2 separate regions of the Homo sapiens genome follow, and region 2 is linked to region 1. A link is a contact called in ENCODE Hi-C data. All regions are on one chromosome and are shown on one strand. The core of a region is the stretch at or near the end of the contact, and the rest is flanking DNA. Distances in the headings are between cores, read along the strand shown.

What was found. A loop is a pair of places that touch in the nucleus more often than their neighbours do. Pooled maps may share reads with other maps.
Region 2: a map of CD8-positive, alpha-beta T cell shows a loop between it and region 1 (14-fold over the local background). The contact joins the promoter of IRAK1BP1 here to the promoter of BCKDHB in region 1. A Hi-C loop is called at or near these places in 3 of 168 maps with a recorded cell type or tissue (B cell, CD8-positive, alpha-beta T cell and naive thymus-derived CD4-positive, alpha-beta T cell), 1 of 37 single-sample maps with no recorded cell type and 13 of 50 pooled maps.

The regions. Positions count from the first base shown.
Region 1 is chr6:80,104,986-80,108,228 of GRCh38, reverse strand. BCKDHB (branched chain keto acid dehydrogenase E1 subunit beta) reads right to left here and starts at 1,558. Exons shown (of 10, transcript NM_183050.4): 1 at 1,340-1,558. The coding sequence starts at 1,535. RefSeq lists enhancers at 1,216-1,295, 1,262-1,762 and silencers at 1,346-1,445, 1,476-1,675.
Region 2 is chr6:78,865,765-78,869,007 of GRCh38, reverse strand. IRAK1BP1 (interleukin 1 receptor associated kinase 1 binding protein 1) reads right to left here and starts at 1,457. Exons shown (of 4, transcript NM_001010844.4): 1 at 1,117-1,457. The coding sequence starts at 1,431. It overlaps LOC107986613 (a long non-coding RNA gene), which reads left to right and starts at 1,518. Exons shown (of 2, transcript XR_001744210.2): 1 at 1,518-1,620. RefSeq lists enhancers at 670-1,270, 1,103-1,422, 1,453-1,562.

The sequences.
Region 1 (3,243 bases), core at 309-2,808:
TAGTACATTGTTTAGAATGGAAGCTCTGGAATCTGATCAATTAGATTCCAAAGCTGGAGCTTTGGAGCTACCACTAACTTACCTGTGTAATCTTGGTCAAACTGTCTCAAGACTCCATTAACCTAACTGCAAAATGGGAATAAAAACTTTACTAACCTTTTAAGGTTGTCCTAACCCTTAAATGAGATGATGAAACATACACACAGCACCTGACCCTGGTAAGCACTCAATAACTGTTCATTCTTATCCACAAGACACACTTCCAAAAATGTCAGCTCTAGCATGCACATGAGAAGTTATTAGACAAGGAAGCAATACATGTTTCCCTACAGTTTCCTGATATTCTGAAGAGAGACACTGGATCTGATATTCTGATGAGAGACATTACATGAAACTTGCAGAAATGGTAAAAATCATGCAACAGTCATACTATGAGGAGTTTGCTACATGCCCTTCCTATGGCTTCCTCCTCTCATCCCCTTCACCTCCTTGGCTAAGTGGCAGCATAGCCCAGGACAAGCTCAGTACTAAGCTCAAGTAGAAAGTCTGAATTCTTTCACATCTCTAGGAAGGACCTGTTCTGTGACCTTGGGAAAATCAGTTCAATTACTCAGAATTCTGTAGGTAAGAAGAAACCAAGGGACATATATACATATATGCATATATATATGCATATATATGTGTGCATATATATATATGCATATATATATATATGCGCACATATATATGCATATATATGCGCGTATATATATCCACACATATATATATGTGTGTGGATATATACACACACACACACACACACACATACACACAATTTCTGTATGTAAGAAGAAACCAAGGGACTGAGTAACTGAATTGATTTTATATACATATATATATTTTATATATAATATATATAATATACATTTAAAATATATATATATAAACATATATATATATCTTTTAAATGCCTCTACCTAAGCTAGTGGCCCAGTCCTGGCCAGGCTGGAACAACACCTAAGGCCTGGGTTGAGAAAGCAAGGACGGAGGACAGAGAAAAGGGAGGCGTTCCCTGGGCACCACCCCTCCACCCTCAGGCTCTTCCAGGTGGCAGTATGCCCTCTCACCCATCTCAAAGTTGCGGGGGAGGGGGGACTGCGTCTCGAGGGCTGAACAGTCACAAAAATAGAGCAAGAAGTGAACCACAGTTAGACCCTGAGGCAAGGAGGTTCCAGAGAGTCAGGAAGTTAATAAGCTGGGATGCAAGGATTGCAGCCTGCCGGCCCCTGCCCCTCGCGGGCGCCTGCGAGCCTGGGAGTCCGGGCTGCAGCGGGACCGAGTGGGCAGTCCCAGGGCTCACCGTACTCCCGGGGCTCCGGATCTGGCTGGAAAGTAAAATGAGCCACCTGCCGCCTCTGGGCCGCATCCTCGACAGTCGCGGCGGGGTGCAAAAAGCCCCGCGCCAGCCCCGCGCCAGGAAGCCGACGCCAGTGCCCCTCAGCCCCTGCCGCCCTGAGCCTGAGTAGCCAGCCGGCAGCCGCCGCTACAACCGCCATCCCCGCTCACCACCGGGATTCTCAGGCTATGCAGCCGCACGCCGCCTGCGGGGAGGGCGGAGCACCCGAGGAGGCTTCCACATTGGTCGGGCCAGAGGGGCGGTCCCATGAAACAGACCAATCGGAACTGGAAATTTAGGGGCGGGGAAGGCGACGTGACGAGCTGGTCGGCTTCTGCTCCTTGTGCGCATGCGGAAGAGGGGAAGTGTGGGCTAGAGGTGGCGCCAATGAAATAGTTTCTGGGGTGGAGCCTCCCCGAGGTCGGCCGTGCGGTCCTCGGGTGAGGACCCGAGTTTGCAAAGTTCCACACAGTGCCTGGAGGCGATCTTTTCCGGTGTCATTTACAGTGCCATTTCCAATGGTTTAACATCCATACTTTTTTTTAAATGTAACCCTTTTTTATCCTGTCCTGTCTCTATTATTGTGTGAGAGGTGAAGAGAGCTACTGATTGGCATTGGTTATTGTTTTGACTTTCGAAAAACTGCTGTAGTCACTGCTCAAAGCTTTCACTCCTTATTCACACCCTCCTTAAAATGCTTAATAAGCATATATAGATTTTTATTGATTTCGTTTTTCCACATTTAAATGAGAGATGAAAGAGGTAAACTTAGATTTCATCCTGCAAATCCACTGAATAGGAATTCAGATACATTTTGCCCAGAAGTAGCAAAAATTACCTGATTGGCTTAGTCTAAGTAGCTTAGAAACCTGGAGAATTTGAGTCACTAATTTTCATTTATAGTAATCAACTATGTAAATTTGTTTTAATCTAAGTGTTTACCAGGATACATTCTCTGTCCATGAATTTACTAAAAAAAAAAAAAAGCACATAAAACATGAAATATCATAAAATCAAATATGACAAGAGACAACAGAGACAGTGTGTCCATCAGATGAAAATGGGAGGGTGGGGAAGGATGGTCCCAAAACAGAATTTGAAGAAGAAAGTGGGAGTGGAGGAAAAGAACATTCCTCTTCCATTATGCCTTGCCTCTTAACCCATCTTTGGTTTTGCACAGGGGCAAGGGAGGAGAGGGTAGAAATGGGGCAAAAGGAGAGGCAGAGAAATGTGTTTTCTGACTGAGATTAAGAAACAGCAATTGAAAACTGCCAAAGGGAGAACCAGAATTATGTCTCCATTTTTCCTACCCCCACACTAAGTCCAAAAATTCAACATTGGGGAAATTTTTTATCTTGGCTTTTGTTAGTGTTCATTTCTGCTGTTTTAATAGTGTGGGGTAGAGTGTTTTGCATGTGCATGAAGGGTATTTTTGTTTTAATGAAGGAAGGGGTAACAAAATGAAATTACATTTACATAGTCAAATTTGGGTTTAAACTAAGGAGAGTAAAGAACAAGGATAAAAATGAATAGAGCTTTTTTTCTATTTGTTGATAGTTTAGGGAGCTGGGGGTACTGAGATTATTTAGGTCGGGGAGAAAAAGAGAAAAATAATAACTGATGAGAATTTTATTGAACCTCTGCTACGTACAACCCAATGACAAGCCACCATTGAGACAAATAAGATCAAGGCATAGTTTTACTTCTAAAATGTCCAAGGTGGTAGAGAAAAGAGACAGATTAGGCAACTACAATCCAATGTGATAGGAGTCCTAGAATAGTGCAAACAAAGTGAAACACAAAAAGAGCAATAAACTCTTATTTGAAAGTCAAGTGTTTCCAGATATAACTCTGAGCTAGACCTAAAA
Region 2 (3,243 bases), core at 208-2,707, 1.2 Mb after region 1:
TTTGTATTATAAATGCAATTCAAATATCTTTTCTTGTTAAAAATAAGGACTTGCTTTTTCGGGGTATGGAATTTCTTGCAATAGACTGGAAGTAACAATGCCTGCACTTTTACCAACTCAATGTCATCCTGGATAAGTTACATCTCTGGCCTTTGGGGTCCTACTCTATAAAATGAGAAAACTGAAATCGTTGATCCCTATGATTTCTAATTTTCTTTCATTCTAATTATCGGCAGAATTGGAAGCAACTTACATTCTGGTTTCAGGAATACATGAGTTCAAATATTGCTCTACCTAAAGTTCAGAGCATTGTTTAACCTCTTTAAATTTGGAAAACAGGGATATTAAAACATGCCTAACAGTGCTATTGTGTGGATTAAATGATGGCTTCATTTTTTTTCTTGCCTTAGGAGTAGGCTTAAGGTAAGATTTGTTTAGTGATTTGTCTCATGGACATCTCCGTTAAGTAAGTAGAAGTATTTCGTATATGTGGTATCCACAATACTGGCTTGATTTTTTCTTTTAAGTTAAACCTAAGAAGGCCGAAGAAATTTTGGGGGAATCACTATAAAATGAAAATCATTATAAAATGAAAATGGACGCAACTTCTTCCCCACTTCCCAACGTTACTGTTTGCGGAACATACTCAAGAACCATTCCATGCAAAGTTTTACATGATCGGAAGGAAGCAGGTCGTGCTCTTCACTTGCCAATTCCATGGTGCGGAATAAAAACAAAACAAAACAAAATATTTAGTGTCCAGCACTCCACGTGGGCAAGTATTTACAACTAACATTTCAAGTTTTAACATTTCATCACTTTAAATTTAAAAACAAAATCACTGAAGCAAATATCCCCAGATAAAAACCTACCCAATTTGCATTCTTTTATTTTTAATTTGCCTGAGGCCAATAATTACCTTCGTCTAGGAGAAGAATGGGTCAAATATTCACTCTGCCAGGTCCTGGCGTCCCGGAGTACCTTTGCAACAAACGCGTCCTAAACGCTCCAGACCCTCCACATCTCCCTTCCCGCTAGGGGGGCCTGTGGGGCCCGACCATCTGCCAACCCTTTTGTGTCTTCCGGCTCTTATTTCCTCCCCCGCGGAGATCTCACCTGCACGCCCTGCTGCTGGAGGCTCTGCGTGATGTAATCTAGACGGCGACAAACGCTCTTTTTGGCCTCGGCTGCCGCCTCCTTGGTGCTGCTCACTCGCACCACCACCTGCGCCCGGTCAGGGCCCGCAGACACTTCTGAGGTGCCGCTTACTTGCACCTCGCGGGTAGCAGTTTGGGCTTGTGTTGAGGAGAGGGGGTGGCGTAAGCCCGGTAGCGTCTCTCTCCCTGAGGCCAGGTTGTTCTCCCGGCTCCGGTCAGCCCAGGGAACCAGTTCCACGAACACTCGGGTCGGAGGGGTCTTTTGCAGAGACATAGCGATGGCAGCTGGGTTTCCATAGTAACTACCGGCCGACGGCGGCCGAAGGGGCCAATGCGCACCAGGGCTTGCCTGTGCACGGCGCAAAGTATGCCGGGATGGGTGTGGAGGCCGCGGAACTTCTGGCGGGCGCAAGCTATATGCCTTGTTGATCTTGCCGCATCTTTTTTACTAGATGTCGGCTGAGTGAGTAGCTACAGTTTTTAACATGTTTAACTTACGGCCTTCAAAAATTGTTAGCGGACTTTCTCTGTTGCCTCCTCAGTGAGCTCTGCCCTTTCTCGCAACTCCTTGTCGTCCCACCGCGCCTCTGCACCTCAGAGGAAGGAGAAGAGTAGCGAGGCCGAGCGGGTTTTTAGATTTCTCTGTGATTACCCCCAGCCTTGTCTTTTCTGACTTTACCGTCCCCGCTTGGGGTACTGCTTTTTGAGGCTCCCTCGGCCACATTTTTGTGGTTCGTGAGAGGTTTCAGTTGAGGTGAACTTTTTGCCCCTGTGATCTTGGACAGTTTATGATTCTTCATATCTCAGTATCATCTTCTCTAAAGCAGGGTTGATAATATTTTTTATATTAGTAATATATAATATATTCTAATATATATAATATATTCTAATATATAATATATTCTAATATATATAATATATTAATATTATCAAAGCAATGTTGATAATATTTTTCACATTTGCTATGTGCTTATAAGGCGCCCATTGTATGTAGAGTGCGTTGCATATGGAAAGCAGAGTGAACATAATGGATGTTTGTAATGATAGCTATGGCTTTGGCATCATTTTTGTGTCTCCCCATTTTTTTCTAAAATCCCTGGAATGGTTCGGGCCTTGAATTCCGACAGAAGAGATTTAGGTGGTAGCAAAGCACGTCCAACATGGAGTTTGCTGGGCCTGCACAACTTGGAGCTTCTCTGTACCCTTTTCTTCAGAGAACTTTTAGAACACAACCCTCAACTTCCCGTCTTCTGGATTCTCTTCCTAGCACTAAGCAATGATCTTTGTAAAAATAGCCCCACTGACTTATACGTCTTTACTATCTGAATTTTATCAAGAGAATCGAGGGGGGAAAAAAGAATTTTGAATAACTAGTTCTAGAAGGACAAGAACTGTTCTTTTAAAAGGACCCTGAAAAGCTGACAGTCCTCTTGTAGTTTCTTCACCATCGTTTTTTCTGTTCTTTTCGATTAGTATAATTCAACTAAATCAATGGTACCCCCCTCCTTTAATTAGGCTCATCACTAGATTAACATAATTTTGTGTATATCCATCTTGTTTATTGTTAGCTGAAAACAATTTTAATTTAAAAACTAACGTTAAGAACTTTCCGTCATAGTCTTTTATTATTTAAGACACCCAAAATAATGTTTCTTAAACTTGGTGAAAAATTCTTTTTCCCTTACGATAAATGCGGAAGAATATAGCCTCCAAAATAAATTATTGAATGAGTGAATGTCATAAACAAAAAGCAACAGGAGTTAAAGTGTAAGTATTTAGTATACGATAAAAGATTTCATATCAGTGGAAAATGATTACATGGTACAGGGATAATTGTAAGCTATATATATAATATACTATAGCTATATAGCTATAGTATATTTTATATATATATATATTTTTTTTTTTTTGAGGCGGAGTCTCGCTCTGTCATTCTGGCTGGAGTGCAGTGGTGCGATCTGGGCTCACTGCAAGCTCCGCCTCCCGGGTTCACGCCATTCTCCTGCCTCAGCTCCCGAGTAGCTGGGACTACATGTGCCCGCCACCACGCCCGGCTAATTTTTTTGTATTTTTAGTAGAGATGGGG